Linked DNA regions of Mus musculus: regions 2, 3, 4 and 5 are each linked to region 1. A link is a loop called in an ENCODE intact Hi-C map of the cell type or tissue named here. Cell type or tissue: left cerebral cortex. All regions are shown on one strand. Links, peaks and the distances in the headings refer to the core of each region. The heading gives the core; the rest is flanking DNA.

The links. Peaks named below come from ENCODE experiments on the same cell type or tissue, not always from the same donor. Only the 100,000 strongest peaks of a DNase experiment are listed, where the experiment ranks them.
Region 2: it touches region 1 in a loop (2.8-fold over the local background); 2 of 42 quality-filtered maps call a loop at or near these places.
Region 3: a loop joins it to region 1, with 2.2 times the contacts of the local background. A loop is called at or near these places in 2 of 42 quality-filtered maps.
Region 4: it touches region 1 in a loop (2.1-fold over the local background); 3 of 42 quality-filtered maps call a loop at or near these places.
Region 5: it touches region 1 in a loop (2.1-fold over the local background); 2 of 42 quality-filtered maps call a loop at or near these places.

What each region holds. Positions count from the first base shown.
Region 1 is chr12:58,650,272-58,656,891 of GRCm38, reverse strand. No RefSeq gene overlaps it. Among named protein-coding and RNA genes, the nearest start is that of Gm40427, 140 kb to the right of the region's middle. In left cerebral cortex, for the core only: no CTCF peak of the experiment used is centred there; DNase peaks (open chromatin) are centred at 1,240, 2,053, 3,006 and 3,401; H3K27ac peaks cover 2,331 bases.
Region 2 is chr12:58,799,178-58,805,797 of GRCm38, reverse strand. No RefSeq gene overlaps it. Among named protein-coding and RNA genes, the nearest start is that of Sec23a, 210 kb to the left of the region's middle. In left cerebral cortex, for the core only: a CTCF peak has its summit at 3,174 (motif pointing right); a DNase peak (open chromatin) is centred at 3,198.
Region 3 is chr12:58,809,348-58,815,967 of GRCm38, reverse strand. No RefSeq gene overlaps it. Among named protein-coding and RNA genes, the nearest start is that of Sec23a, 200 kb to the left of the region's middle. In left cerebral cortex, for the core only: no CTCF peak of the experiment used is centred there; DNase peaks (open chromatin) are centred at 1,125, 1,658 and 2,989.
Region 4 is chr12:58,426,870-58,433,489 of GRCm38, reverse strand. No RefSeq gene overlaps it. Among named protein-coding and RNA genes, the nearest start is that of Gm30687, 6.8 kb to the left of the region's middle. In left cerebral cortex, for the core only: no CTCF peak of the experiment used is centred there; DNase peaks (open chromatin) are centred at 3,038 and 3,324; H3K27ac peaks cover 1,529 bases.
Region 5 is chr12:58,439,610-58,446,229 of GRCm38, reverse strand. The region is part of intron 1 of Gm30687 (a long non-coding RNA gene); the gene reads right to left. It overlaps Gm40428 (a long non-coding RNA gene), which reads right to left and starts at 4,229. Exons shown (of 2, transcript XR_872782.1): 1 at 3,513-4,229. In left cerebral cortex, for the core only: no CTCF peak of the experiment used is centred there; DNase peaks (open chromatin) are centred at 2,974 and 4,066.

The DNA.
Region 1 (6,620 bases), core at 1,087-6,086:
TATGTATATGAATATATATATGAATATATATGAATATATATATATGTATATGAAGTTGCTTGATTCAAAACAGAACTCAACCAACTTCTTAGCTCTGTAGTGTAGATGATGAGTGCTCAGAGAATATAGAAGTGATTTTTTTCTGGTATTTATTAGTTGCTTTTCTCCATGCTGTGGCAAAACACCAGGCAAAAGCAGCTTAAGGAAGGAGTCAGTCCTAGGGTGAGGGCATGGGAGGCATGTTACCAGAGATGGATTTAACCAGACTGTCTCACACACACACACACACACACACACACACACACACACACACACAGACAAAGAGAGGGGTGAAGGAGAGGAGGAGGGGAAGGGGGAGAGAGAGAACCTGTGCTCGAGAAGGGACATTGTACGAATAGACATTTTAGCTTATGCTTTAAGGACTACATAAATTATTTTATATAATAAAAGTTATGATGATTAATATTCATTGGAAGCTGCTCTTCTTTCTCCACTCTATTCCCAGATGAACTGCCATGGATCTTGTTGTACTGCTGGATACTTCATGAACTAGGAAGGGTGACCTTGGCACCCAAAGTCACTCTAAACCATTCTTTCCAAAATCATGATGCCTTCATAACCCCCAATTCCAATATATTTTATGTACCTCAGTGGTGGCTTAATACTTAGCAGCACTCAGAGTCCTTGAACCCCCCACTTCCAGAAACACATCTGTGTCCTCTGGCCATCTGTCCTTTCTCCAGTTCTCTAGTCGCTACCTTTAAAGCTAATGAGTATCCTATGAGTTGAGTTTGTGTTTCTCGAGGGCCTGTGATGAGGTCCTAGCTCTCATGTCCTTTGAGTGTAACTGTTGAAGATAGGTCTTTAAAGAGGTAAGGAAGCTACAGTAAGGCCATTAGGATGAGCCTTCATCTCTTATGACTATGTCAGAAAAGAAAGAGATGCTGACATCCATATGGCACAGGGCACAGATCAGGTGATTTAAAAGAAGGACGTTGCACTCATAGATGCACAGAGCTGCTGCTTTCCTTCTGTAGAGGCGCTGATGTCTAAGGTCTTTCCACTCACCCCCACCTCTCACCTTTTAATGGGCAACTCCATTGTCTTTTTAGGTCTCACATTAGCGATGTCCTCAGGGAGAATTCCCCCGAGCCCTGCCTTTCCAGCTCTCTGCATTTACTGGTGGCCAGTTCTGGTCACATCACTGTACTGTCTGGCCTTCTGCATTTCCTCCCTGGGCCATTGGCTACTTGAAGGTTTTGCTTCCCAGGGGCCTGGCAGACTACCTTGTGTATAGAGAGGCCTCAAGGTTACTGAATGAATTGAAGGCAAACTGGTTTAGTAGGAAAAGGAAATACTTCTAATTGTGACAGGTGCTTAAGCACACACAGAATTAAGCTACTTGCATTTGAATATCTTTCTAATTTTAAAAATTGTCCACGATAGAAAAAGTCTTATTGTTAAGAGTACAGACACTCACTATTTGCTTCTGTAAAATTCTCTCCAGTTTGAGAAAGATGCAAAACCAGATTGCATATACATTTAAAAGATAATTTCATCTTATATTTTATATACTCATCTTGTACCTCTTCTTTCTATTTTAAAATTTATTTTTTCCCCTGTGCATTGGTGTTTTACCTGAATGTATATTTGTGTGAGGTTGTCTAATCATCTGGAACTGGAGTTACAGACAGTTATGAGTTGCCCCATGGGTGCTGGAAATTGAACCCTGGTCCTCTGGAAGAGCAGCCAATGCTCTTTACCACTGAGACATCTCTGCAGACCCACCTGTTTACTTCCCATATACAATTCAGTCAGAAGAGAATCAGATGTAAATAGTTTATCTTGGAAGCAACCTTCTCTGAAGCCCCATAAATTGGGGAGAGAGGCAATGGGGTTCCAGAAGGGTTTGTTTTTGAAACTTAAAAGTGAACACACCTAAGTGTTATTTTTAGCTTCTTTAGGAGCAAGCGACAAGCATTGCTAGCTCTCAACATATGCTATGTTGGTGGAAAGAGAGTGGGTGAATTTATGCTTCAGAAAATTCTGCAAATGATTCTGTGCACAAGACATTTCTGAGGATGCTTGGAACCTAGGAGATGTGACTCTTTGAAAAGAATCTTGGCACCACTGGCCTTTCAGAGGGGAAGAGGGCTCAGCACTGGAAATAGCTGCCTAGCTCCAAAGAAATGGCCTGGAGCCAGAATGAGAAATAATTTCATTTGATATTGATTAACATGTTTATTGTGAAGAGCTAATTTTCTGTAACAGCAGAGACCTTCCCTATGGTTTCTCAAGTGCTTTCCTTTTCAAAATTTTTAATCCTCCAGACAAAAATCTACATTACAAAAAATCGAAAGCAGCCCCACGTGCATTCGTTAGCATTCAATTAAAGAGAATCAAAATTAGAACATAGCAAAAATATATAGAATGATGCTATATTTTATATTTCTAATTAAAAAGCAACACAAGTAGATTCTGTGGCATTAGAGGGTTATCACACCTTTTAAAAGCAAAGACAAAGGAAAACTGGGAAAGGCCTACTCTCTTCCCAGTTTAAAATAAAAAAATTGAAAGCAAAATCTTAAAAAACTCTAGAAAGAGAGAGAAAGAAAGAAAAAGAACAGTTCAAAACCTCTAAAGTTCTCTTTTACCAATCCCTTCCATGTATTTAAAACAAATCTCTGCACATGTACAGTCTTTGATGCATCTTGTTGACCATGGTTGACTTTGGGCACCAGTAAAAACTAGTGTGTTCTTTAGTCTGTGAGTTACCAGAGCAGAATTCTCCCGGGACCCCATGCTAAAGCACTTTGTAGTGACTAGTATCAAATGCTGAATCTCATTTTAGCTATGATAAAGCCCTCTAGTATTAAAACAGTGGGTTTATAGATGATAGATGAAAAATCTAGTTTTCAAAGCATGGTCTTTGTGGTAGAACATGACTCGCTTACTATGGAAATAACGCCAGCTGCCTAGAAACGTTGCCTAGCAACCCCTGGAAACAGAAAACCTAATATCAGCTCCAAGTTGCTCGTGGGTAAAGAGATTATTAAAAATATCAGAAAAAAAAAAAAGGAGTATAAAGTTTGTTCTTAGCCAAGACAACAAGCAATGCTTTTTAGGGTGGCATCGTCTTTGTATTCCCTTTCTGACACTACTACTCACAAGCTCTATAGGTTTCTGAATTGCAAGAGGGCTGTAAAGATGATTTGCAAAGGTCTTGCCGTACCTTCAGAGAGAGCAACAAGCCCTTCCTCCAAGCTGACCCAAGTGAGTAGCAGCTAGATGGTAGCCTTAGCTTTGAAAGCTGCTGTTGCCACAGCTGCTGGCCCTTTCAGACCCTGCAATCTGAGTAACCCGGGGCTGTTTGTCCTTGGCTGTTGTTCTGCCTCGGCTTTGGGGGCCAGGGAAGGGCTAGAGGACCGTGTTCCTGGATGGCCATCCTGAAATGCTGCCCTGTGCCTCTGCTCTGCCAAATAGTCCACAGAATAGAGGTGGATGGGGGTGCAGACAAAGCTTGGACAGCCGCTAGCTTCTGCACCCGGCAGATACTTGTTTTGTGTTGTAGGGGAAGCAAAATGACTGACCGGGCTAAAGCTGGACTCTTCAATTCTGTCTCCTTTTTGTTCATAGGATTAGAAAATTGTCTAGCTGGATGGATGAATTGGGTACTAATTAGTTTGCGCTGTTAAAATAAAACAGCACAAATTAGGTAGCTCAGAAATAACAGAAACTCATTTCTCACAGTTCCAGAGGCAAGGAAGATCAGGGTGAAGGTGCTGATGGCGGTGGACCTGAGAGCCCCTTTTGTGCCACAGTGGGCCCGAGAGCCCCTTTTGCACTTCACGATTCTGCTGCCACCTCACATAGAGGATGGGGCGAATTAGCATCATTGAACGTGTGTGTGTGTGTGTGTGTGTGTGTGTGTGTGTGTGTGAGTGTGTGTGTGTGGTCTATAAGTGCATGCTATATGTGTGTATGGTCTATGTGTGAATGTGTATTATGTGTGCATGGTATATGTATGTGTTGTGTTTCTGTGTGGTCTATGTGTACATGTTGTTTGTATGGGGTGTATGTGTGTATGTGTGTGATCTAAGTGTGTATGTTGTGTGTGTGTGCTGTGTCTGTATTGTGTGTATGGCCTAGAGTGTGTGTTGTGTGTGTGGTATGTGTGTGTGTGTGTGTATGTGAGAGAGTGTGTATGTGTATGTGTGTGTGTGTGTGTGTGTGTGTGTGTGTGTGTGTGTGTGTGTGTTCGTGTGTGAACAGAAGGTGGGGGAGGATGGCCTAGCAGATGTTACTACTTTCCACTTTATTCCTTTGAGACAGTGTGTCTGATTAAACCTGGGACTAGGCTGGCGGCCAGCTAGCCCTAGAAACCCTCCTGTCTCCATCCCCCACCAGAGTGCTGAGACTTTGAAGTCAGGTCCTCTGACACAGCAAGTGTTCTTACACACTGAGGAATCCCCCAGCCACTCATTTGCTTTACCGTACTTCATATCATTACCCTCTTGCTTAGGATTTTAACATATGAACTGTGGTGGGAATAAGTATTCCAGCCATAGTGATGAGTTTTTTGATTTGTGAGATAGAAAGTGAACTTCATAAGTTAATTGAACAAATAAGTTGTCTACCCTGAAACTTAGTCTGGCTTTAAGTGTCAGTACATTTTTCACTCAGCCTTAAAATCCCATCTCCATAGCTTCCATCTACTCTTAGGAATTACAACACTAACAGCATAAGTTAATACCTTAAATGTCTACATTATTTCTTGAGACATGCAAGTTCTCACCAGATCCTATGACTGCTTTGGAAAAGGGCGTCTTCTTTTTATAGAAGTGGAAGCTGTTGCTTAAAGACAGGGGACTTGGTAAGTGTTCTTACCTGGAAGTAAGTTGAACTTGGGCTTTTAAGTCCAGTGAAATGGTTAATGAGCATTTGGGGAGTGGCCCATCTCAGGAGAAAGGGCAGAAATGTGTCCGATCAAGAGGCTTGAATTGGGAGGCCTGGACCACAGTCCCCTGTAGGATTTGGGATAAGTAATTCTAAGCTTTGTGAAAGTAGATTCCCTCTTTGTTAAGTTAAAGGAAGAAAGAGCCCTTAATCTTAAAACAATTAAAGCTACAGGCCTGCCATCTTTGTGAAGACTTCAGGCGCAGTGGCACACAGATGGTTACAGAGGCAGGCAATTCACCTTTGTAGGATCGATTTCCTTTCTCTTAAAGAACTACATTTACTTTGTTCAGCAAAAGTCTAACAGAGAGAATATCAGTTCCAATTTCCTGCTCCTTTGGCATCAATGAAGTGCTTACCTGCCATGGTGGCACCTTACCTGAGTTACTGGAATCAGTAGCTTCAACCGTTCTGAGCAGGAGGTGGGTCTTGATCTGTGTCCCACCCCTGAATGCCACTGGTACCAGTGCAGTGTGCAAAACAGAATGGTGCTTCCTCAAACTCTGAAAAATAGAGCTGCAACCTAATGAGCAACCCTTCCTCTAGATACACACCCAAGGAATAGAACTGACTCTGTGGAATGATCTGCACTCCCTCTTGGTCATGGCATTGTCCACCACAACCAAGATATGGTAACAATATGTGCCCATAGACAGGTGATTGGGTAAAAATATCTATATGTGTGTGCATATATATGATTATGTGTTTTGTAGTATGTATAATGGTCAGGGTTGAAAGAGAAGAGTGTTACATTTGTATCAACATATATTAATTTGGAGATTGCTATGTTAAGTCAAATACTGCATAGAAAAAAGCAAACCATTGTGTGTTCTTAAACACATTGTGGGATTTGAAACACCAAGTCAAATATACAAAAGTAGAGAAAAAATGGTGGCTGAAGGTAGGAGAATATGAAGAGATGTAGGTCCAAGTGTTTAAAGATGGAGTTATGTAGGTTGAATGTACCTGGTGACTTGAAGCAAGGCATTGGATGACAGTTAATAATAGTATATTGTTAACTGGGGCATCAGGACTGTAGCTGATAATAGTATAGTTTACATTTTACATTTTTTTTTTGCTGCCTCAGCATCAATTTGGGCTTAATCACTCTTGATGGTTTCTAATTTTTTTTAACCAATTTGTTCCTTAAAATGGTCCAATCAGGCGTTTGAGATTTACATCATCTGTTGTGACCACCTCTCTAGAAGACTGCTAAATATATTCTGTTTGACACATTCCTCCAACCTCTGTATGCCGCATGGATCACACAGGCATGTGAGGGGACTGCTCCTCAGCACAGTGGGACTTGAGAGAACAGAGCCTGCTTGTTCCAAACTTACCAACTACAGTTCCTCAAGGGGATCTTGCTTGAGAGCACATAGTACGTGGCAGTGCTTAGTAAGCTCTTTGCTCCCTTTCCCTCTTACCAACCCTACTGGGGGGATGCACATGCTAAGGTGTCCAGTGAGCTTCCCAAGGTCTCGGGAGATTCCCAGGGAGCTTTGCTCATACAGATATTTGCGATGACCAGGTTTCTTTTAGAAATTTTAATTGCATGCATACGGCACATGTTTCCTCCCTTCTCCTTTGTCGCCACACCCTCCCCTTTTCTACAGTATGGTGAAGGGTAAATCACATGACCCTCCTTATCTTCCACTTTTTTC
Region 2 (6,620 bases), core at 650-5,649, 150 kb before region 1:
GCTTTCACACTATTCTCTACAGAAATATGAATAAATGCCACTCAGCCGAGTATTGATTAAAATAGTATTTGTTCAGTTCCGACTTTATCACATGGTGCGGTAAAGCGAGGATGCTCACACAATGTCCTTTTAAATCTGTTCATTTCTTTATTGTACACATGAAAGTATACAAACAAATCGGGCCCTGAAGGGCTGCCCTATTCATTTATTACTTATGAACACTAGGGATGGAGAACACTGTGATCAGAGACAGTCTGTTCCCTTGGTAGTGTTGTTTAAAGGAAGAAAACAATACAGAAATGAGAAATTGTGCTATAAAGTGAGAGAATGGGGCTCAAGGCAACTGGGAGCAATTGTCAGGCTGTCACTTCAGTTGACATCAGCTTTCATTGACAGTAGAGCTAGAATCTCAAGGTTGAAGGGTTGTGCTGGACAAAGAAATGGGTGGCCCTTCTAGGTAGAATAAAGCTGTCAGGAGTGGAGACGGATGAGTTAAATGTAACACTCCCACCTCTCTCTTTAGTGAAATTGGGATGTTGTCACATGAATTAAGATCACCCAGTCCAGGTCACCCAGGCTGGATTTGAACTTGCTACGTAGCTGAGGATGCCCTTGAGTTCCTGATTCTCTTGTCGAGGAAGAGATTGCAGATGTACGCCAAGAGGCCTGACTCTTGGAGCCAGAAAGAGAAGAGATTTGTCTTAGATGTGAGTGGAAAGATTGTGTACAGATCCGACCGAGACACTGCCGAGGGAGTTAAATCATGGGGGGTGGGGCACATCACAACATCACAAATATTTGTTGTGTTCCGGTTGAATTTTATCTGCCCAAATAAGAGAAGAGGAAAATGGTGCCGGAAGAAACTCGGGGAGAAGGGAGCAAAGGCCAGACATTCAGGGAAGGTTTGGGCCCTTAATGGTTCATGAAAGGGATTATCAGGAACACATCTCTAATAAAAGAGAAGCAATCCAAACACCAAACCCTGCGCTGTTTACCAGCAGGAGATTTCGCTGTACTGCAGACAGTGTGGACTTACCCCCCAGAGCAAACACACAACTGCGTGTGTGTTTTCCTCCACTCAAGGCTCTGGAAATCAATTTCGAACCCATAAAATAGAAGTTTCCCAAACCAAATCCGCTATAAAATTTACCTCCGTGGAAAGGCCGTAGCTGTTACAGGAGGGCAGGATGATAGATCAGGAAGGCTTTTCTGTTTAAATATTTAAATAGATTTCTATTTGAACAGCTAAATGAAATCAAGCTCACTCTTTTATCTCAATAATTAAAAAGAAAATTGCTGGGCTTTCTTTGCCAAATGCTTAGGGCCGATTTCCCCCTTCCTTGAGCACCATTAGGGTACTCAAGGGTCTCCGCGTTGCTTCCGTTTTTTATTTTGGGGGTGGGGTGGGGAACAGTTCAAGGAGCCATTCAGTTAAGTCCCATTTCCTGGACAACAGTGGGACAGACTCCACTGGCTTCCTAATGAAGAGCAGATAGGCTTAATCATTAATTGCCAGGTTAATGAGGCTGAACCATTACTCACAGGGCCTGTCTGGGAGAGACAACCGGAGCTGTGGCTCCAGGGAGGACAGCCTTAGGGCTCAGCATGTTTCTTCCTGTAATTGGCAACTGGGAATAGGCTTCTCTCTGTGACATTTGCATCCGAAGGCACCCCTTTTACTTGCAAGGCAGGATAGTTTTAATTTTGAGTTTAGGACTTATCTATGTCCGTTTCCCTTGGCAACACTATCTATGACATTTTTGTTCTTCGTTTTTTTTTTTTTTTTTTCTTTTCCCATTACCATGTAGTTCGTGGTTATTTAAAAAAAAAAATAGAAACCAGATAAATGATACAAAAATTGAACTAGGAGTAGCTTAAAAATTGGCCATCCACTCAAGAAAATCATTAGCATTTTGATTATTCCTGTCGCTGTAAAACCCACAACTCGTCTCTTAAATGGAGTAAGAGAAGAGTTTATTCTGGAGCCACTTTGAGGGACCGCGGTCCAGGAAGGCAGATTTAGGTTACCTCAAATTCCACGTTCCAGTGTGGAAGCAGTTTGTTTCATGATGTTTTAAAGTTTACAGAACAGAGGCGTGAGTCAGGGCAAGTTTAAAATACCCTGGTGGGAACATCTGAAAGGCGGAGAGATAGGGGAAGCTTTGCCACAGATCTTTGCTATCTCATGACATTCTTAGCTTTTGGGTTGGTGGAAGCCAATGGTCCAATAAGTTAATAGATTCCAAAAAGATTTCCATCTCCTCTCACAAGATGTTAGTTTCAACACAGAAGTGGTCAAGGAATGGCTGCTCTGGATGGCTAGAAGTGGTCCAGGATAAGGATATGAAACTGTGACACACTCCAAACTCTCCTTAAGAGTGAGATTCTGATCAGTTTCTCCAGACATGGCTGCTTCTCAGTTTTCAGTCACAGTTCCCCACGTTGGCCAAGCATCTCATTTTGTGCCTGCAGACGCCACATGTTATTTACTAAATATTATAAGGTTCCTTATAGCTAGGAGAAACTTGACTTTTTGTCTTGTAGTTACATGAATATGAAATATGTTATTCATAACATTAGAGACATACCACCTATATGTATGCATAACCATCTACCTGTACGCAAAGGCATACAGGCACACAGTGCCATGCTGTTTTAACATAATATATTATTATGTTTAGGTGAGTAAATGAGTTTTTTTTTTTTATAATTTTGTAAGATGGAAGATGGTGACATAACTTGTTTGAAGCTCTTTGCTTTATGTAGGATCAGGAAACCCTGCAGGAATTAAGGTTCTATATTTTCCGCTATAGTTATGGGGTGTTTATGAAAATTAGTGGCATGATACCTTAAGTTATGAACCTAATGAAAGTGAAGCAAAAATTTCAAACATCTCAGTGCTCCATATTAAAAAAAAACCCAAACAAACAAACAAACAAACACCTCCCAATGACACAGATATACCAGATTATTGCCTGGCTGGTATTCCATCTGATCTTCATGGACTGTAAAATGAAAGTTAATATTTTTCACATGTGATCGTCTGTAAATAGTTATGACTACGCGGTGATCTGGTGCCTAGCAAGGTGTGGGAGTTAGAAGCATTAAGGTTTCTACACAAAGGGGCTCTTTGCCCTGTAGGCACCACAGCTGTGCTTGCTGAAAACCTTACCAGCAGGGGGCGCTGTACTTCCAGGACATAACCCAGTCTTGTCACATGCTCTGGAACAGTTGGCAGAGCTTTGAATGCTGCTGTAAGAGCTCACAATTCTGCAAGCACAGAATTTTACTGGAAAGTTATAGTCTCTCATGAAATGTCATGAGTTTGAAGTCCTCCCATCAGAAGATTGGGGCAACAGAGCAAAAATGAAAAACATTATTTAATAAAAATTCACTGGTCGCTTATAATTGCCACACGGTAGAAACGTCACTCTCGAAGGGAAAATCCTCCCTGCAGACCACTGGGAAATAAAGACACAAGGGGCGTGTTTCCCAAGTGTACGCCAACAATGATGTTGATGGTTCTGTTGTGACCTGGGGAACCCATACGATTTCCCTGGAGAAGTCACATTTGAAATGAGCTTGCAGTGACCAGGAACATAAGGACAGAGATATGGAAGAATTCCTAAAGCAGTTAAAAAGGAGCAATGGTTTGACAAAGATGATATACAAAGTTTGGTGATCTTGCTTTCTATTACCCCAAAATGTAAGCTTGAATTTCTAGAGTAGAATTGCACAATAAAAACGAGAAAGGCCGATGGTTAGTGGAGCTTATGCTGTGGCTTAGGACACGTGGCCAACATATGATACATTCATTAGATGAAACCATCAGCACAGATACTTCCCAGACGGTTCAGGTCCCATTGCCTTGTATTTCAGTGGCTCCAGTTGGCTACTCCCTGTCCTTACACACACACACACACTCTCTCTCTCTCTCTCTCTCTCTCTCTCTCTCAGATACATTTACTCACATTTTCTCAAATACTCTCTTATGTACACACACTCGCTCACACACATGCACACACACATGCACACATATGCATTCACACACTCACACATTTACACACACACTCTTTCTCATATACATGTTCTCTCACGCACATTCACTCACCCACACACTTTCTTATACACATATATTCTCTCACACACATTCACTTTCTCTCACCACAGGAACACATAAAGAGGGGTGGGGGAGGGGAGGGAGAATTTCTTTTGACAAACATGGGAAAGGTAAGATAGAGAGACCTTCTTCACTCTTCATGTCCTGATTGTCAAAATTGGTGGACATTTGTAAATCACCATCGCCTAGAAAGAAAGAATCAGTCTGAACCTCACAGTTTATTTCTAGAGCTATGAGTATTTAAAGTTCAGTTTCCAATAAGTATGATTCACTGAAGCCTGTGGTCCTCAGGAAGGTAAATCAATACCTGTCAGTCTACCCCAGGAGTTGGGCTTGGTGATGATGTTGTAAACACTTTGCTGATAAAGTGGAAAAAGAAGTACTTCTCAGGAGGAGGAGTCAGTTGATTGCAGATCTGGGCAGGGTTATCCATCTTGAAGCTGCTATTTGGACAGTTACCTGTTGCTCTAAATCTTCCCTGTATTGGTGTGTGTTCCCAAGGGAGACACTGAAATCTAAGGCACCTTCTGCTGTGAGAAGCAACTTTCATTTCCTTTTCTTATGGTGGTTGGTAGTTTTGCTGTTTTCTAGACAAAAGAGATGGAATGTATGGGGGAATCTTTTGGCTCTAAGTTGTGTAAAATTTGTGGCCTTATTTTGGGTTTAAGTGTAAGTGACAGCCCCTGCAGAGTGTCAGGAGGGGACAGTTCCAAGGCACCTGTTACTTTGATGAAGCACTGATGGACTTTGTCAGTTACCTGAAGAAATAACTTCTCTTTCCTGGGAAGTGGAACTTACATCAGAACTGGGCATGTTGTAGCTTCTAGAGTATTATCAATGTTTATTTTTGGCTATGTTCAAATGTGTGCTTATGTCTTTAAATGTGTGTCCATCTACTTCACAATTGAGATTTTTTTTTTTTGGTTTTTGTTTTGTTTTGGAGGGTGGGAAAGGGAAGAAAGAATGAGAAATGATTGGGTTTGAATAGGCAAGCAAGAGTGCAGAAAGAAGCAATGGCATTAAACATGTTTGAGAGACAGTAATTGTAATGGTGAGCATATGAGCAAGACAGCTGCCTGCAGCATATATGAGAAACAACCCAAAATGTGCAATAATACTTGGTTATCGATCTAGCCCAGGATCCTCAGAAAACTGTGCCTATCCTAGCTGGTTCTTCTCCTTCTCCTTCTCCTTCTCCTTCTCCTTCTCCTTCTCCTTCTCCTTCTCCTTCTCCTTCTCCTTCTCCTTCTCCTTCTCCTTCTCCTTCTCCTTCTCCTTCTCCTTCTCCTTCTCCTTCTCCTTCTCCTTCTCCTTCTCCTTCTCCTTCTTCTTCTTCTTCTTCTTCTTCTTCTTCTTCTTCTTCTTCTTCTTCTTCTTCTTCTTCTTCTTTCAACTTGATACAAGCTAGATTTATCTGGAAAAAGGAACTTCAATGGAGAAAATATCTCCATCCAATTGCCTGACTGAAAGTCAGTAGGGAATTGTATTGATTAATGATTTCTATTTGAGGACCTGGCCCCTATAAGTTGTAGAAAACAGAAAGCAGAGTAAACTATGGGGAGCCAAAGAGCAGCACTCCTCAATTTCTTTCCTCCTCTTCCTCCTCCTTCTTCAGATTTATTTATTTATTTATTTATTTATTTATTTATTTACTGCACACTGTAGCTGTGCAGATGGTTGTGAGCTATCATGTGGTTGCTGGGAATTGAATTCAGGACCTCTGCTCGATATGGCCCAACTTGCTCTGGCTCAAAGATTTATTTATTATTATATGTAAGTATACTGTAGCTGTCTTTAGATACACCAGAAGAAGGCATCAGATCTCATTACAGATGGTTGTGAGACACCATGTAGTTGCTGGGATTTGACCTCAGGACTTTTGGAAGAGCAGGCAGTGCTCTTAACTGCTGAGCCATCTCTCCAGCCCCTCTCTTCAGTTTTTGCTTCCAGGTTCCTGCCTTGACTTTTCTTCATGATGGATTATATCTTAGTTAGGGTTTTACTGTTGTGAACAGACACCATGACCAAGGTAAGTCTTATAAAGGACAACATTTAGTTGGGGCTGGCTTACAGGTTCAGAGGTTCAGTTCATTATCATCAAGGGGGGAGGATGGCAGCATCCAGGCAGGCATTATGTAGGAGGAGCTGAGAGTTCAGTATATTCATCTGAAGGCTGCTAGCAGAATACTGACTTCCAGGCAGCTAGGGTGAGGGTCTTAAAGCCCATGCCCACAGTGACACAGCTACTCCAACAAGGCCATACCTACTCTAACTGGGCCACACCAAACCAAACCAAACCAAACCAAACCAAACCAAACCAACCCCCCTTGGGGAATGCTCTTGTGCTGCGAAGAGGTCTGAAACACGAGCAGGCACGCACTCAGTTTTGTGAAATGCTTGCCCAGAGGGTATAGACTCAGCAGTCTCCTACAAGGGAAAGAAGAGGAGGCGCAGAAAGTCATCAGTGTTTGCTGTATGGATGTTCTCTATCCTGTGTGGC
Region 3 (6,620 bases), core at 686-5,685, 160 kb before region 1:
TGTCAACTAACTTGGATCCCTGGGAGCTCCCAGAGACTAAGCCACCAACCAAAGAGCATACAAGGTCCCAAGCACATATATAGCAGAGTACTGCCTTGTCTGGCCGCAGTAGAAGAGGATGTTCCTAATCCATGTAGAGACTTGATGCCCCAGGTAGGGGGATTCCAGAGGGAGAGCACCTTCTCAGAGGGGAAGGGGAGGGGGCACTGGGAGGCAGGACAACATTTGGGATGTAAATAAACAAAATAATTAATAAAAAATAGTTAAAAAAACAAGGGAGGAGCCAGTTGGGCTATGTGCTGCTCAGAAGTCAAATTAAAATAAGCAGGAGGAAATGAGACTGTCTTAGCTTTTGTGATAAATGGACCACTGTAATAAATGCTTCAGTGGGGGAAGAAGCTATATGCTATGGACACAGGCTAAGATAATTTATGTAGCATTTCAAAGGAACATCTAGTTTAGTGATGGCAGAAATCACGCTAAAGCCTCCCATTCCCAAGGCGACCCAGCTTGCCAAAGTTTCCTACCAGGACACCAATGTTGACGTCCTCGTGGATAGCTGGCAAGTTTTGGTAACTCACATTGTAGAGAATGAGGAGTGAAGTTCTCAGTTTACTTCTACAGGCTAAGTAAAGTGGGAAGATATTTCCTACAAAGAATTTTTTGGCAGAAAACTGACAAAATCATTAACTGCCATTTAAAAAGAGGCTATAAAGCTTAAATGCTGGCAACTCTATCCTCTATTAATGCTGAAAAATTATGGCATGCCATAGTTCATCCTCAAGTTTACTGCCACAAATATTGAACAAAGCATGCTATGACATGATATTGACGCTCTACTTCCACCGATAACTCAGTCCTGGGGAATTTATGTGCTGCAGTCAGTTGAATTGCAGTTCTTGGCATAATTCTCATAAATGTTGTTAGGAATTGTTGGCCAAATGTGGCATGATATAGTTGAATATCTGAGAAAGGAGAAGCTCTTCCATGTAGGCACACATTTAAAATTTGGTTTGAAAAATGAGTCTGATTTTATCCTATCCTCTCAGGATGTTCCAAGAGAGTACAATCTAGGAACTTCTAGGATGGCCAGGTTGACGGACGTCAGATGCAGCCTGTTAGCTTGTCCAGATGGTCTGTGAAACTAACTATTGTTTTACCATCTATTTATTCCTTTGTGTGTGGAACCATTTGATTCTGCAGTGAATTGTTCAGTTGTTTCTCAGCTGAACACGTTTGGCTGCTGGGATGTAGATTTTTATAGAATCAATTAATGTAAGATTCTACTAGCCAGCAGGCTGAATACCAGAATATCATTTCAGGTTTTTTTTTCTAAATAATAAAAAAAACTTTTGTGCAAATTTCATGGAGGGAGTATGGGAGGAATTAATTCCCGCCTCTGCGACTGTTGTACTAGGTAGGATCCCTCGATTTATAGCACAAACTGGTGAATACTGGAGACTCAATTTTGTGATGAATTCTCTTGATATATGGGAGACCCTTTAGTTACATTTTAGATGACCATTCATCTTGTGTCTTCCTGCCTCTTGATCTCCACATGCCATTGTTGTCATTTTATGGAGAGCAGCAGTACTGTATGGCATTGGAGGAGAGGACTCTGGTGGCAGATGGCTTGGGCTTGAGTCTCTGTTCCATCTAAGGAACTTGCTTAACTGTTCTGCGTCTGTTTCCTCATCTGCACAATATGGGTGAAGACACCGATAGACTCTCCCTAGGGAGGGGGTGGTTGCTCCTGGCAGGTAACAAATACTAAGGCCCCGAGAAGCAGTGCTCCAGTTTAGAATAATTTTTATCTCAATGTTACCATCTGTACCTTCTCTTTACTTCTGAAACTCATTCTCATGGTCGCTTACACTTTGGTGACTTCATCCAAAGGAACTCATCTACTCTGAACCATTGTGTTTGTTCGTTGCTTGCTATCTTAACTTCTAGCACCTCCATCTCTGGTCACTGAACTTGTGAAGACTTCTAGTTCCTTGGCCATTTCTTTTCCTTTCCAACTGGAGCACTTCTCTCTTCTGCTTGTGTCTCAGGCTTCTCTTGCCAGCACTTCCAACCCTAATTAAGATGCACTGTTAAATTTGGAGAAGTCTGGCTTTCATTATTAGGTCACAGAAACTGGAAGGGAATTCAGAATATGGCAGATTGATGTCATCAAAGCAACTGAGGTTCTTTAAAATCCCTCTAGACTTTCAAGCCCACAGGTGACCACCTTAGGTGTCTTTATTGGCTTCCTTTCCTGTCCCAACTTCCATCACTTTTCCAGACATCCTGACCTGGATGGTGTGAACAATATGTATTTCTACCATTGGTTTTCCAGAATTGTCTTTTCTGTACTTCTTTTACCTTTTTCCTCCCTCATAGTACAAGATTAATTCCTCAACTGACAATATCATTTCTGTCTGTCTTCATGGCCTATGATGCTCCAATTCTGTGGTGACCTGTAAATTTCCTGTTTTTGAACTTTTTTTTTAACTGCTTTGGTTTTATGCTTAATTTCTTCATCTTAAAAACAGTCTTGGGGGCCACAGGGATGGGCTCAAGGGTAAAGAGCATGTGCTGCTCTTGCAGAGAACTGGAGCTCAATTCCCAGTATCCAGATTAGGTGATTTCTCATTGCCTATAGCTACACACACACACACACACACACACACACACACACACACACACACACACACACACAGAGGCAGGCTGATCTCTGTAAGTGCAAGGCCATTCTGGTCTACATGGCTAGTTCCAGAATAGCCATGGCTAGAAAAAGAAAGCCTGTCTCAAAAACCAAACAAACACAAAACCCAAACCAACAGAGCCTCAAGGACCTCCGTTCCTCTCCAGCCTTCCAGTTTTCTATGAACCATCCGGATTGTCTCCACTTCCTTATCTTCCATTCATTCATTGGAATTCTAAATCCCTCTTCCCTCCCAAATCCCTCTAGCTCCTACCCAGACCATCTGCTGCTTGCACTGGAATAACTTATCTCACTTCCTCTCTGTTACACGGTTAGAAGCTTCCTGAAACCCACTTTGTGGACTTTTCCTTCTTTCTCTTTTGTCTTTTTCTGGCTTCTCCTTGCAGACTCTCCTTGCTTCTTCAGCAAGGATGCTGAGAAGAGCTAGTTTCTCTGCCTCTCTTCTGACTTACAAGCTCTATTAGAATAAAACATGTTGGGCTGGTGAGATGACTCAGTGGGTAAGAGCACCTGACTGCTCTTCCGAAGGTCCCGAGTTCAAATCCCAGCAACCACATGGTGGCTCACAACCATCCGTGACGAGATCTGACTCCCTCTTCTGGAGTGTCTGAAGACAGTTACAGTATACTTACATATAATAATAAATAAATCTTAAAAAAAAGAATAAAACATGTTCCATCTTAAAAGTTCAACCCATAAATTGAAAGAGTCTCAGTTTTACATCTCTGCATCCATGGCCAAATTGACCATATGATTCCCTATCCTAAAACTCAAGTTTATGCTTGCTAGTGAACTGACAGCATCTTGATTGCTCTCCCCCTTTTTTTACTGCCATAGTTTTCTTTAAATCTTTTATTAGATATTTGCTTTATTTACATTTCAAATGTTATCTCATTTCCTAGTTTCCTCTTTGAAAATCCCCTATGCCCACCCCCTGCTCCCCAACACACCCACTCCTGCTTCCTGGCCCTGGCATTCCCCTTTACTAGGGCATAAAGCCTTCACAGGACCAAGGGCCTCTCCTATTGATGACTGTCTAGGCCATCCTCTGCTACAAATATAGCTAGAGTCACAGTTCCACCATGTGCTTTTTTTTTGAATGGTGGTATACTTCCAAGGAGCTCTGGGGCTACTGGTTAGTTCATATTGATGTTCCTCCTATGGGGCTTCAGACCCCTTCAGCTCCCTGGGTACTTTCTCTAGCTCCTTCACTGGGGACCTTGTGTTCGGTCCAGTGGATGACTGTGAGCATCCACTTCTGTATTTGCCAGGCACTGGTAGAGCCTCACAAGAGACAGCTATATCAGGCTCCTGTCAGCAAGCACTTGTTGGTATCCACAATAGTGTCTGGGTTTGGTGACTGTATGTGGGATGGATCCCCAAGTGGGGCAGTCTCTGGATGGTCTTTCCTTCAGGTTCTGCTCAGAACTTTGTCTCTGTAACTCCTTCCATGGGTATTTTGTTCCCCTTTCTAAAAAGGAACCTGGCTCCTAAGACAGCTTTCCTCCAGCACTTTCAAGCTGCTCACTGTGAAACACATCATGCTTGCCTCACTGCTTCAAACACCTTGGGCACTCTTGTTTACCTAGAAAAATCTCATTAGCCAGAGGAAAGTTTTTGGTCTGTGAAACTCTTTTGACTTCTTTCTTACTTTTAAAGCAGTTTTGTTGTGTTTCTGTTTTTAGGCTCTCTTCGGTATCTCTCTATAGACCTAGTCTGTGGCAGGGTAGCAACCTGGGCTGAAGTTCAACGTGTACTTTTTATCTCACACTCATGCTTGTATGTCTTTCTCCCTGAACCTTTTTTATGAGTCAGGGTCTTGCTATTTAGCTCACGATGGCCTCTAATCAACCTGCCTCAGTCTCTTGGTAGCTGAGAATGTAGTTATGCTGCTATTCTGGAATCATGTCTTTATTGCCCCAATCAACAGTACAGAGCCTGACATAGGGAAAAAATAGAATGCTTATTTTATTTGTGTTAATTAATTGTAAAAATGATAGATTTCATTGCCTGTCTTCATGTGCAGATATAATGTATGTTTGTAGGCTTAGATTTTTCAAAACGCACTTTATTTATTCTTAAATGCTTCAACCTCCCTTCTAATGCACTGGCCAGAGGTAGGAGAAAAAGGTTAATAGGAAAAGGGGACTGTGGACCTGTTTAGAAGTAGTTCCTTGGGATGATTCCACTCCTCATTGTCAGGATACCAGCAGTCCATTTCAATAGCAAACACCAAACATGAATCAGTAGTGGTGACAAGATCCAACAGAAACAGCAAGGCTCTGAAGAGTTGGCACACGTCAGCGGAAGCAACTAGAATCAGCTGGATTACCACGAGAAGGTCTTTGGTGCATTTCTCTCTATGAAGTAAAGACCCGCAAAAGCCAGTGAAGACCAGTGAGGACTAGTGAAGTGTTGTACAGTGTAGCAATGCAAGAGCATCCACTAACTCTTTGTGGGGTTCTATTTGTATTCATCATGTGCCTTCTCAAGTGTCTGTTTTCAACCAAACATCACATGCCCTCTCACAAGACAGTTTCCAGAAAAACATCATGTGATACAACTGAGTTATTGAAGAAACCAGAAATTTCCACTTCATACGTTGATCATATCTACTACCTATTACCCTCCTTTACCTGTATCTTTGTGTCCATAGGTCCTTCCATTCCCCACAAAGTCCTTCTATACACTTTTGCCCTTTACCTTTTTTATAGGCCAGTTAAAAATATGTATGTATGTATGTATGTATGTATGTATGTATGTATGTGTGTATGTGTGTCTGAGTGTATGTACCTACTTGGGTGAGTCCCTATGCCCGTGTGTATGTGAGGAGGCAGGAAGAAGGCAGCAGATGTCCTCGTTCATCATTTGCTGTTGCTATGAGACAAGATCTCTTCTTGAACTCAGGAATCAAGTTCTGACTATGTTGGAAGTCAGCAAGCCCTATTGGTGCTCCTGTCTCTGTCTCCTTCAGTGCTGGAGTCATAGGCATGGGTGGCTAAAGCTTGGCTTATTTTGTGGGTGCTAATATCTGAACCCAGGTCTCCACAATTGCAAAACAAGTATTCTTTATAGCTGAGCCATTTCTCCAGCCCCTCATATTCTTTTCCAAAACATAGATAATTCCTATGAGAGAAAAAATATTTTTCTTTCTGAGTCTAGCTTATGTCACTTAGCCCAGCAATCCCTTGATTCACTCACTCTCTGGTGAACAACATAACTTCATTCTTGATGTCTGAACAAAATTCTGGTGAATAGACCAGGTGCTCCTCCACCTACTGCTGGGCATGCAGGTTCTCCCCACAACTTTGCTACTGTGAATAGCGTTGTGAGAAACATGGGTTTGCAAGTGTCTCTTACTACATGGTGACTTTGATTCCTTCAGGTATGTACTAATGGAATATCAATGTAGTTTGATTTGCATTTTCCTGATAGTTAAATATAGTGAACATTATTTCATGAAATTTTTGGCAATTTGTACTCATCATTTGTTCAGATCGTTTGGTGATTTGATTATTTCTTCTTTTGCTCTTTAAATTGGTGAGTTCTTTATATATTCTGGATATTGATCTCCTGTTTGATGTCTAGCAGACAGAATTTTTCTTTCACTCCAGAGACTACCTCTTGATTTGGTTGGTTGTTTTCTCTGCAAATTGTCAATTCTTGCTATCATTTCTTATGTCTATATCTACAACCTGAAGTACAGCATTTTCCTTATGTTTTCTTCTAATACTTCCAAGTCTTACATTGAGAACTTTGTTGTATTTTGAATTGGTTTTATGAAGGATGAGAGATAGGGATCTAATTTCTTTCTTCTACAAATGGATGTCCACTCCAGTTGTATTTGTTGAGAGGCCACCTTCTTCTTCTTCTTCTTCTTCTTCTTCTTCTTCTTCTTCTTCTTCTTCTT
Region 4 (6,620 bases), core at 947-5,946, 220 kb after region 1:
ATTTTTATATGGGGTTGGCAAGGTCACAAATGGTATGGTAACACAATAGAGATTGGGCTGGGCCCTACCTTAAATTGAGGGGAGACATGTGAGAACAAGTATTTTGTAAGTTATAACTAAGTAGCTAGTGTGGTAAAACTAGCATGTAACCCAGCTTTACTTCCATCGGGCTAATATATCCGTCTGACCATAGTAAGCCAGGTGGAAACATTTGACTGATTTCCTTCCATTTAATTTTTCATATAATATTTCAGACTAGCAAGAATAAAATAGTATCCACCATCTAGCTATTTTCCAGATTTAACATCTGTTTAACAATTTGTCACAGGTGCATTTTATCTCCCTGGCAAAGCAATGCCTTGTAATCACAACTGAAATGCAATTCAGTTTTATTTCACTCCACAGATAATCACTATGCCAGAGTTGGAGTATGTGCTCCTGATATTATTGCATGCCACCCTTTTTTTCTGTCACTCTTTATAAACAATATGTTTAAATATTGCAGATGTTTGACAGAGGCTCTTTCTATGTAACCCAGGTTGGCTTCAAACTCACAATCCCTCTGCCTCAGCCCCCTGAGTGCTAGGATTAAAGACACGGAACAAATACTTAACTAACTTGTGTGTTGTATACATGTGTTAAACTTATAGAATTCTACATGTATGTGATTTACAGTTTCTCTGGTTGTTTCATCCAGCATTTTTTCATTGAGATATAACAATGTAGATATATTTTAAATTCCGTTTTCTCCTCTAGGTGTGAATAGGTAATATGAAGTAAATCTATTTACTCCCTTACAGATGGGTCATTCCCATTTGTTCAACTCTTGGTACTGCCATGAATAGCTTCATTCCAGTCTGGTTTGGAAACATTCAGAGCATCCAGTCAAAATTTCTCAAGAATCTGTCTGCTGTTGCAGGTTCGTATATCTGATTCTATTTGAATCTCTTACTTTAATTTTACCCTATGGATATTTGGGTGACTACATCCCTGTTATAACTTTACATGCTTAAGACAAGGACCAAATATTTTTTAATCAAGTGCTATACTGTTACTCTTGATGGTGAAAAAAGATCAGCTTGAAAACCTAGCTCTCTGGAAAGCAGTATGTTGTGCACAGTAGAAGGTTTTATTTAAAAAGTTAAGTCCATTGCTCAAGGCATCTTGTATTTTATATAGTTGCACTAATCTTAGTTTTAGCTTGTGTTAGAAAAACAGGAAAATTTTTTTCCTATTATTTTTATTTTAACCAAGCTGTTCCTGTTTGTTGCACCAGTAGTTTGTGCCCATTAAATTTCTGTGATAAAATAAAGCATTCCATAATTTTCTTGAAGGAAAGTTATTCTATAGTAAAGGTCATTAGAAAATTTAGAAAAACAAATTAGCTTGAAATGATCTTATACTGATGTTTGGTATCTCTTGTATCGCTTGATTGCGGCTGACACCATTAACAGGAACATAATTCTAAGTAAACAAGTATTTACTGGGTAAATTTAAAATATCTCTAGCCCAACTAGATTCTCGTTTATTAGAAATGTATTTCATCTGCCCATCACACTGCAAGGCTAGCGCTACCCATCACATCACCACTGTAATAAAAGCCGATAGAAACCCCAGGAGAAGGGACATCAATTCCTGATGTTTGGAGAGGAAATAGCTCTAGTGTTCTGCTGCTGAGTCCCTGTAGGAACACAGTCCTGGGATGGCAGTGAGCCGCCACCGTTCAGAACCTTCCTTCAGTGGTCACAGTGAAGCACGGCTGCTAAGAAACTAGAGATTTGACTCCAATGGCAATTTCTTCTCATTCCTCTGAGGGGACAGCAGAAAATTTGTACAATTGACTTCCATTCAAATTCTAGCCATCCTCTGTGCATCGACTAGATGCCTGTATTGTCTCCTCTACTCTTTAGAGTGTATATTTAGAAGCAGTGAGGACAGGTATACATACCACAGTGAATGTTTGTTTTATAAACAGCAGAGAAGATCTTGAAGAGCACGGACCTTAGTCTAATCTAGCAGAATAAGAATGTTAGGACAAACTTTCAATGAAAGAAAAATTACATTTATCACATTGAAAATATACATTTAAACTGTGATGTACATATCCTGTGTGTGGCTATAAAGGTCTGTGGCTTAAGAAAATTCTACAGCAAGGAATTTTTTCTAAAAAAGCCCATGCATTTGCTGATAATAAGGCAAATAGTGTTCATGTTTTCTTTTTCTTTGAATAACTAGAATTATTGAAGTAGTTATAACTTTTCTGTTTTAGTTGTTATGGGAATGAAGATTTCTTGATTTCTCTATCTACTGTGTCCAGCATATACCTAAGGTAAGGGCATTCTTTAAAAATGTTCTAGATATTGTCATCTTTCCAAAGTCAAGCAAGATACCTCATGGATTTATCAGAACTCTTTCATACTAAGAATTAATTCATTAATTGAAACCCTGCAATGATTTCTTAGTAGGTTGAGACCAATAGCTTCCTACATGACATACCCTTGGGAGAGCTTATTTATAAAAGCTTTAGAACATATTTTATAAATTATTCTCCAGCTAAGTGTGTTGGAGTACAATATAGAAGTGTCTTTAATTCTCAAATGCTTAAGTTTCTTTTCTTTTTTTTTCCCCCTTGTATGGATCATCCTTTGGGAATCCCTGCCTTGAGGGAGATATCACCCTTTCTAGCCTTGGGATCATTCACATGTCAGCATCAGGCATCTTAATCACTCAGCCTCCTGAGTTGTCCAAGGCTTCGGGCCAGTGTGCTCTGACCTACTTGTGTGATCTGACTTGACAGATGAGCTTAGTTTCTCTCTGCTATCTTATTTCTTGTCACCCTAGAAGGAAGCTATAACTGTTAAAATTCCAATTAGGAGTAGGAGTCCAAGCGCTCCTTGATGGTGCCAGGTAAAATCAGTCTATCAGCGAGTGAAGACATATGAAATGTTTAAAGCCTTACCTGGCACTAACTGAATGACATCTGCTACTGGAATTCTCCCACAGTGAGTCAAATTAGTAAGTAACAACTATGAAAAGGGATGGATTGGAACCATTCCCACCCCTATCCCACAGCAAAGTAGGTAGAAATTCAGGACAAGCAGTGGCTTGGGAGTGTTTTCTTCCTAGGGCTATATATATATATTTGATCTGCTCTGAAAAATCAAAGCAATACCTTTGTATTTGTTCATTCCTTCATCAGCTGGCAATCTGCTACTAGCTAGAGAAGATATTTTTCAGTTGTGGAAGTTGTAGGATAATGGAGTCTCTAGCCCAGCAGTTTTATTTTAGAAAGCCTGTACAGTTTGCACGTGTAAAAATAGTGCATCTATTGAATCCCAGAAGGGCTTGATTTCAGCAACATGGGCAGTTCTGCAGAAGTGCACACACAGAGCGATTGTTCTAAAAAAACGAGCTCTTGGAAAATGTCAGAACATTCTACTCCAGCGTGGTCATTTGCGGATGATTTTTCATGTTGTGTCTAGCCTTCTTAATACCAAGACACTCTTTAAAATGCCAGATACCCCCTCCAAAAATACACATGAATCAGTCATTTGCATTTTCTCATAAAGCTCTCGCCTTTTCAAAGATCACTGGCTCTGAGACAAGGGCGCCTTTCTATCTCCTCACTGAGAGCCAGTCACTCAGAACACCATATAGTTTCCCTAATTTATTTATGTGCGTGCATCATGGGGCACTGCTCTTTCCATGCTTTGGAAGACTGAGAATCTATTAAGCATTTAAATATCAGCTGTCCTGTCCCTAATATTTTATGTAGCATGAGGCAGAACACTGTGACAATCTACTAACACTTTCCTCTGATCAGTCTCATTCTGTTGGGAATAGACGTGGCCCTTTTCCTTGTCTATTAGTTGGCTTCTATTGAAGATTTTTTTTCCTCATCTCTTTCAGTTCCTACCCACCATGCCCCCTTTGTGTCTCCTTGGCTCTCTCATCTTCCTTTGTTCTTTCTTTTTCTGGTCCATTCCCCTCTTGCTTTTTCTCTTGCCCATTCCTTATTTCAAGACCGCAGCTCCTTTTCAAAGGCAGATGCTGTGGAGTGAGGGAAGCAGAGCTGTTTCCTGTGCACTATGGATGGTGCATCAGGTTTACTAGGCATGGTGCAGCATGTGCACGAGGCATGGTACATCAGCTACACTTCTTCTTTGGTGTCTTTCTTCTTGACCAATTCAATGCTTCACCTTCTGGAATAGATCAGTCCTAGACACCCGTGTGTTCCATACAATTGACAGCAGGGCCTTTACAACTAGGCAAGGTGACTTAGCATCTTTGAGGGTTTATTTATAGTATAGATGACCCAAAGCTTTCTACCCCATCATGCCTGTTGAGTGCCCTCAGCTACATAGAAGAAATCCTTTGCTCTTCATCTGACCTTGTGCACTCTGCAGACTATATCATCTCATGAGTCTATAAGATCAGTGCAATCAAAAAAGAAAAAAAAAAAGGAAATTTATGTACACCTACAGCTTGGAGGAATGTGTAGGAAGGAGTGGGTGGCTTGAATCTCAGATGCCTGTCTAATGACCATCCCCACCCCGATCTTTTGTAAGTGAACACCAATAGGCTTAATCTTGAGGGTCTCTTGTGGGTAGTCACCGCTGCTCTCGTTGAGATGGTGATGTCTGTTGTGCTCAGAAAACAGTGTTCTATAGCAGCAAGTGATGTTGAAATCAATTACCAAGTTCCAATTTCCCAGACTGAGACTCAGTGTGTCAGTGACTTTTCTCATCATTATTGTTGTAGTATTTGAGGTTTCAGTTCATCACGGTGGAGAGAGCAGGTATGGTGAAGGATACAGAGGATGGCTGGTCACATTGTGTGTGTAGTCAGGAAGCAATTGGAGATCAGTGCTGATGTTCCACCCTCTTTCTTGATTCTAAGCAGTTTGGGCCTCAAGCTTGTGCAATGGTTCCATCCGTATATTGAATGTATTTTACCATCAGTTAAACTGTTCTGAAAACAATCACCCAGGAGTGTGTGCCCATAATGAGTCTAAATTCTATCAAATTGATAATCAAGATTAACCCTTAATATCACACCTAGAGATAGATAATGCCCTTCAATAAACAGGGAAATAGGCAAGAATGAGGCCATAGTAAGGCTGGAGTAGTTTACTTAGGATCCATGCACTTCCTTAGGCTCCCATGAAGCTCTGAACCAAACTAAGTGTCTTGGGGTGAGAAGCCCTCTGTGGGTACTACTGGAGAAGGACAAACTAATACTCCTTTTCAAGATCTAAAATGAATCCTCCTTTGGGTGGGCCTGAGGGGCTGGAGTTGCATCCCCTGTGAGACTGGCAGCCAGAAGAGAAGTTCTTTATAATAAGGATAAGACAGAAAATAGCCAGGCAGTTTTAGGGTAAAGACTCAAAAATGAAGGGTTGTTTGTTTGTTTCTTTGTTTTTCCTCTATTTTCCAGCCTGGATGGCCAGCCTTGTTTTGGCCAGAGGATAAAGATGCCAGAAATATTTAAGACAAAACGCCTTTGCTTCTGCCCTAGCCAGAGGTGAGGGATGCCAGAAGCAAGGTTTTCCCTTATCTCTTCCCCCTAAAGGAGTCCCTCTTTCCTGGGAACCACACTGAGTATGTGACTGAACCTGTAGGGCAACTGGACACCTGAAATGGAAACTGGACTGACCAGCTCATCCCTTCTCCAGCAAAGCTGGCCACGTCTTATTAACTCCAAGATCCATAATCCATGAACTTCATAACCTGGAGGCCACTGGTCAGTGAAAGTTTACATGACAATGTTCATTAAGCACCTTGGCTTCTGACTTCAAAGTACATCCAAGAGCCAAGAAAGGTCCTGTCATTTTCATAAACACTGGATATCCACGTTATCACTTGTAGGACACACAATCGTCTGTGTGGCATCCTCTGTAACCCCACAGTTTTAAACTGTCAGCAGAATCAAGCTTTCCATTTGCCTGGGTTTTGGTAGTCATAACTCCTAAAGAAGGTTAGAGTATAAACTTTATTTGTGCCATTCCATGCACGTTAGCTATTGAAAGCCTACTGTGTTGGTTGGATAGGGACATCATAAGGATTTTGTACAATCCTGTTATTACAAAAAGTAATATTTTTTAAATTAGTTGGTTATTTTATTTGGGGGATGAGAATCAGATGAATCAGGATAGGGAAAACAGCAGTTCTCATCTGTATGACAGTGACTTCGTCTCTGTGTATTTATTTATAATGGTCAGGGGGCAGAGCTTATAGAATCCTGTCTTACACCAAAGGGAGAGAGAGAGCTGAGAACATTTTTATTTTAACACTCATTCTTCATCATTTCCCTGGGGGCATTTTCATTTCAAATGGTTCATTCCTCTCAGAGCCCCCGTGTCGCCTTAGAAAAAGCATTCACCTTGGGGGTGGAGAGACTCTGCACTGAATCTGATGCAACTCTTTTTCTGGCCATGGAATTTTTAAATGAACTCAGAGGATGGATGGTATTTTGCATTTTATTACCTTATGTTCCACATTTCATGCATAATCCAAATCTCTAAAATGTATTTGCGGTAAAGCACCCTTCCTACATGGAGTGTCCTTGAATAGCACCGAGTGTGCCATCAGGGTTCTAATGCGTGTATCTGAGGCCAAGTC
Region 5 (6,620 bases), core at 1,146-6,145, 210 kb after region 1:
CCACCACTCTTAGCAGGAAAGCCCACCTTTAACTAATAACTTTATTTTGCAGATTGTGATAATTGTTCCACTTGCTTTCACTGTCAGCTGTGCCTTTCCTTTAGGGCCCCTCGCTCATTTCATTGTGCTGCATCAGTTGAGGGATTGGAGCAATTACACATTCATTTTAATAGCTTATGGAATATATATATTTTACTATTTGATATTTCACAGTTTTAATGTTCATACTTGGCTTATTAAGTTTACAGTTAATATTTTTTCTTCTGGAGCTGAGGAAAGGAATTGTGGTAAATAGATTATGCTTTAACACTAATCACCCTCTTTCTTTCTCATATATTAAATATTTTGGAATTTTATTCCCTCTTGAACTTATATTAGTAACAGTTCATATATTTTGTATTGTTGAATCTTATGCTTATTATGCATCATTGTTTTTGTTTTTGTTTGTTTGTTTGTTTGTTTGTTTGTTTTTGAGACAGAGTCTTGCTATTCCAGTTGCTCCGGCTGTATTCCAACTCACTAGGTATTCCCGGCTGGCTGTCCTCAAACTTCTAATCCTTCCACTTGACACTGTTGCAGATAGCCCTGGGGCTAATTATATTTGATGTTAATTCCATTCTCCTGAGTGTGGCTGAGAACAAGGAATGAGTCAGCACTCAGGTGATTTCCTATAAACCTGCTTCCCACCTTAATTTGTAAAATAAAGGAGAGCTGATGATTGGATAGGTAAAAGGGAAGGTGGGGTGGGGGGAGAAGGAGAAAATGGAAGAGGAAGAGGGCTCAAAGGAGGAGGAGGAGGGGGTGGGGGAGGGAGGGGGGGGGGAAAGCAGAGCAGAAGCACATGGCCTGGAGAAACTATAAGTTCTAAGGGGTCTCATAAGGTGTGGAAGATGGTAGTGTAGTGGTAGATCCGCCCAATCTAGGTGTACAGAATGTAATATTAACTGTGTTGTGTTTTCATTGCTAGGGCATATTTGGGTTGGAGAGATTTACTGCAACATTCAGGGACCAGAGTTATGGGAATGAGCTACTAAAATGTTCCCTTCAAGGGTTTAAGTATGGGTATAGTGGAAGGAAGCACTACTTCTTTTGGTTGAGATGGAAGTGTGTTTCTTGTGCCCACATTGCATTTGGTGTAGAATTGTGAATTGATGTACTGTTTCTGTGAGCACTGAGGTCCAGCTCTGTGAATGTATGACCTCTGGGCATTAGCAGAGGCTTTTCTGTACGCTACGTCCTATTTATAGAGGACCATCTTCCAATATTGCTCTCTTTCGAAAGTTTTCTTTTTGTCATTCAGCTTCGGCAGAATTAATCTCTGTAAATTAGCTTATATACCTGTTTTAGGAGTCATTTGCTACTTTAATCTGAAGATCTATATTTACAATCTTGAAAAAGAAAAAACATTCCCAAGATTACAGTTATTTTATCCATTGATAGCCACATCCATGATGAAAGATAACAAAACTAAATTAGATGGAAGAGTTTTACCTAAGTGCCATGGTTATTAATGGCACCTGATTCCCATTTAACTGCTGGAAACTACCATAAACACTATTTTAACTTAATGATATGTGTGTGTATAATTTTAAGTGTGACTAATTGTAGCAATTCATACTGTTTTATTACTGTGGACATCTTCTAGAAACTTGAACACAAAAGAGAGAACAAAGCAAATTATTTTCATTGTTATCTTTGTTATGATCATTATCACCGGCAACAGCTAATACAGCAGATACAACAGTCACGACAAGACAGAGGCAAACAGGAAACCCTGTGTTAGGGAAGCAGGAGGGCCAAATGAAGCAGAAAATAATTTTGCTTGATAAACGAAATGTTTTCTAAGGAAATGCAGTGTATGAATTCAATTTCTACCAGTAATATTTCCTGAAAGATTTCTCTAGATCATGTTTTCCCAAATTACTTTTAAGTGTTAGGAAGTTAAAATAGCCAAATTATCAACATTTAGTATATGTATTATGAGAGTATGTCAATTTTATAAGTGTTTCTTTGCATATTTAAAATATATAAAGATATACAAAGATTGAGCCACTTTGTGTGATCATCTATATTTATATACATATAGATTATTTCATATTTATATCCATTTGATTTGACCTGAGCACAATTTTACCACAAAATTGAGCATTTAGTAGTTTTCTGTATTTATCATTAAGATTTTTATTAACTATAATAGTGCAGATATTTTGTTCTTCCTTAATTTCTACACTATTTTTATGGCAACAAAGGAGCCTTTGAATGACAAATTACTCCATATAGGCAAACTGTGATAAATGGATGAAACTATTTTGAGGAGCATTTGTAATAAAGGTAGAAAATTATATACATTCTCTCTCTCTCCATATATATACGTGTATGTGTGTGTATGTATATATATGTGTGTATGTATATATATGTGTATGTATATATATGCTTCTCATTATGTAGTAACATCAGGTTAGATGGCTTAAAAAGTTTAAAACATCTCATATGAAGTTCAGGTGAAACAGATTCAGTACAACGGTGCTAAGTGACAAGCAGTCTTCCATGCCTACTTGTGGCAAGAAACTACAACTGAGGAAATGTTAGTACCATCCCAGCTTCCAGCACTCACAGAGTACTTGCTGAGACACTACTGTGTTTGGAAGCATCCAAAACTTCGTCTCTAGCTTATGGTGATGTTGAGAAGTAACACACGCCTTAGGAGCAGTGGCTCTCAGCCTTCCTTATGCTCTGATCCTTTAAAACAGTTCCTCATGTTGTGAGCCCCAACCATAAAATTATTTCATTGCTACTTCGTAACTGTAATTTTGCTACGGTTATGAATTGTAATGGGAACATCTGCCATGTGACCCCTGTGAGAGGGTGCTTCTGCTCTCCGGAAGGGGTAGCAACTCCCAGGTTGAGAACTGCTGCTTAAGAGGTAAGGCCTAGTTGAAGGAAATTAGGTCATATGGGTATGTCCTTGAAACGGAGGCTCTGGCTGCTCCTTTTATTGCTTCTTGGCTGCTGTAAGGAGAGCAATTTCCTCTGCCAAATGTGCCTGTCATGAGGTTCTGTACTGCCACAGGCGCTAAGAAATAGGGTGCAAAAAGAAAAAAGAGAAAGAAAGAAAAGAAAGAAAAGAAAAATGGTCTAAACTCATAGAACTGAACCAAAACAGACCTGTTCCTCAGTGTAAGCTGTTTATCTCAGGTACTTGACACATTATGGCAAGCCAACACAAATGCTGACTTTGGCCTGCTCCATTTGCTTGCTGTCATATTTCTTCCAACACTGCCTTGTGATCTCTCTGGGTGAAGCTTTAGGGCTAGCTGCTCTGGGACACTGCACAGTGAGAATGTCTGCTATGGATAAGATATGGCAGCCATGAACGTTTGAAACATTTCTCAAGCTTTCTCTCTGAACACTCCCAAGTTACTCTTTGTTGAGCAGTAATAAACTCCCTTTCCTCCACTGAACTCCGTTCTTTACAGGGACTTAAATTTGTGGTCAATCAAGCTTATATTTACCTTTCAATCATACTAATGAGGTTGATGACCCAGCACATTTTGATGAATCGAGTCTGTCTTTCACCACCCTTTTGCAAACCCAGGGACAAACTTTAATCCATGGCCGCATACAGTGTTCGTATGTAGGGAGCGACTGGTTCCCAAAGCAAATCCATCCTGAGCAAACACACATTCAGAGAGGCTTAAGACTCTTGTATTAAAATTCATGATATTTGCATATACTCAATACATATCTATATGCAGTAAAAGTTTAAATCATCTATTCATGATGAGTATAATATAATTCCTATCTCAATAATTGCCAAACTATTAGCACCTGATGCAAAATAAGAGCCTTTTTTTTCCTGCAAAGACAAAATTTTTACCCCCAATATTTTTGATCCATGTAGTTTGAATATATAAACACACAGCTCATGGGTATGGATGCTGCCTGTGTATGTGTCCTACATTTTAACCAGGCTTTATGCGGTGTGCACTGCATAGTATCAGTGAGAAATTTTGAGCTTTTGTGTGGGAGCTTTTGGAGCTAGAGAGATGGCTCAGTGAGTCAGAGCAAACTGCTCTCGCAGAGGAACTGAGTTTGGTTCCCAGCACCCACATCCCTGGCTTACAGCCACCCTTGACAACCCAGCTTCAGGGAACCCAAGGCCTCTGACATCTGCTGGTACTTACACACACACACATACACACAGCACACACACACACACAGCACACACACACACACACACACACACACAGCTCACACACACAGCACACACACACACACAGCACACACACACACACACACACACACACAGAGCACACACACATATACACACACACAGCACACTCACATACTTGAAATTAACACACCCACATACAATTAAAAAGTAAAATGAATCTTTAAGAAGAAATAAAAGAGTTTGTGAGGTGTCATCCAAAATGTCCAGTTTTAGACCAGGAACTTGAGCTTTTACAGGGAAAAATGGATTCATGAATTTTGACTTATGAAAACAGACTTCTATTATTTTCTGACTGAACAGAGGAGAGGCTCCAGTAGTAAGTCTGTGGGAAACATCAAGGAAAAGTTAGACAGCTAATTTTTATTTTTTCTACTTTAAATTTTTTCCTTTAAATTTTGAAATCATAACCACAGCATTTGTTCCTTCCCTTTTCTCCCTCCTAGCCTATCTCATACCTCTCCTTGCTCCACTTCAAATTCATGGCCTCAGTTTTAATTAAATTAAATTATATATAATTATATATAATAAATTATATATAAATTGTATATAATAAATTATTATTTATTATTAAATATATTTACTATACTATTAAATATTATTTAATATATTATTAAATATTTATTATTGTATAATAAATTATAATTTATATAATTATATAGTATATAATTATATATTATAAATTATATATAATAAATTATATATAATTATATATGTGTGTGTTCCTATATTTAGGAATATATAAATATGTTTCAATATTTAGGAATATATATGTGTTCATATATGTTGTGTTCATGTATAGCCTACTCAGTCTGTATAATGTCAATTTAATGAATGTTTTCAGACCATTTGGTATTTGATAACCAATTGGATAAAACTGTGACCACCTGTGGCCAAGATTTTGCCAGGTTTTTTTTTTTTTTTTTTTTTTTAGGAAACAAGGAAGTTTCCCTTTGTAAAATATGTGATTTTAAAATGCTTCACTACAGTTTTAAAATATCTAGGCCAAACAAAATATGTGGATAGTTCTTCAGGGTCACAAAGAAAAGCCTGATACTTTAGTGCTTTTATCTGAAATCAGATGGCCACTAAAAACAGAGAGAGGTCACAGCAAGTCAAGGTCCAGTCTCTGGCTGGGTGTTGTCTAGAGTCCTCTCCCTGACTCTTTTGTCTAGCACCACTCTTAGTGTTTCAGTTCTTATTCTTGGACCTGTTGCCTTGGGACTGAAATAGCCCTCTATGATTTCATCTTTACAGACCTACAGCAGAAAAACAGAGGACAGAGCTTTCTTGCTGTCTCTCTTTCTGTATCAAGGAAGAAATGTTTTTGCCTTAGAATTCCAAAGAACTAGCTTTCTCATTATACAATGCAGTACTGGATTGAAGGCAAGAGAAATCTGGAAAATCAGTATCTAGCATTTTTGGCCTTGCAGTACAGCATGAGCAAGGTGGCAGAAAACTGAGGGTGATGCTGGGTAGCCGTAAGGGTGTGTGCTGTGTCAGACAGTCCCTATATGCTGGAATTTCTATTAGTTACACTCTTATAGCTTGGTTAGGGTTAAATAACTCTCTTGTGCTTTCAATCTAAGATATCCCCTAAAGGCTCTTGTGTTAGGGACTTGATTGATATTTGATGGACTCTGGGGAGCTAGTTTGATCTGGGGGCATTGTAGAGGAGCCTACATTCAAGAAGTGCCTAGGGGCATTCCCTAGAAACATTGACCTTCTTCCCTTGGCTCCTTTCTTCCTGTTTGTCATGAAGACACTGTCTTGTCTACCACAGGCTCCCACAACCATTACCTTCTGCTTCAAGACCAACACAATGGAGCTCACTGACTGTGGCCTGAAACCACAAGCAGAGGAAAGCTTTGCTCTACAAATTGTTTCTCTTGGGTAACCATCTCAGTAGAGATTGGTAGTTGGTACCATGAGTGGCTTCGATGCTATGACTATTTCTGGTATCAAAGTTCAAAAGCCTTCGGAATTTGGGTAAGAACGCCTAGAATGATGTGAGGAAAGATGGAATCCCTTTTACTTTTATTCTTTCAGACAATTTAAGCCATTATTATTTTTGAAATAGTTCTGTACATTACCCTTTCTTCTATGAAACTGAAATCAGGCAAAAACCAAAACCAAAACAACAACAAAAAAAATTCTGTACCTTGCCAGAAAGGCTGTTAAGGTCCTTTAGGAAAGTGGGACCAGAGTTGGTTCAGGGATAGAGATGCCCTGGTTTCCTGTACTTTTCTCTGAGATAGCCAGTTGTCAGAGAGGATTGCATGCCAAGCCCCTGGAAAAGAGGCATGGGTATCCACCAGTCTTCCATCAGACTGTCACTGAATCTTCCAAAAGAACAAGGAGGACAAGGCAACCCCCTGCTACATATATG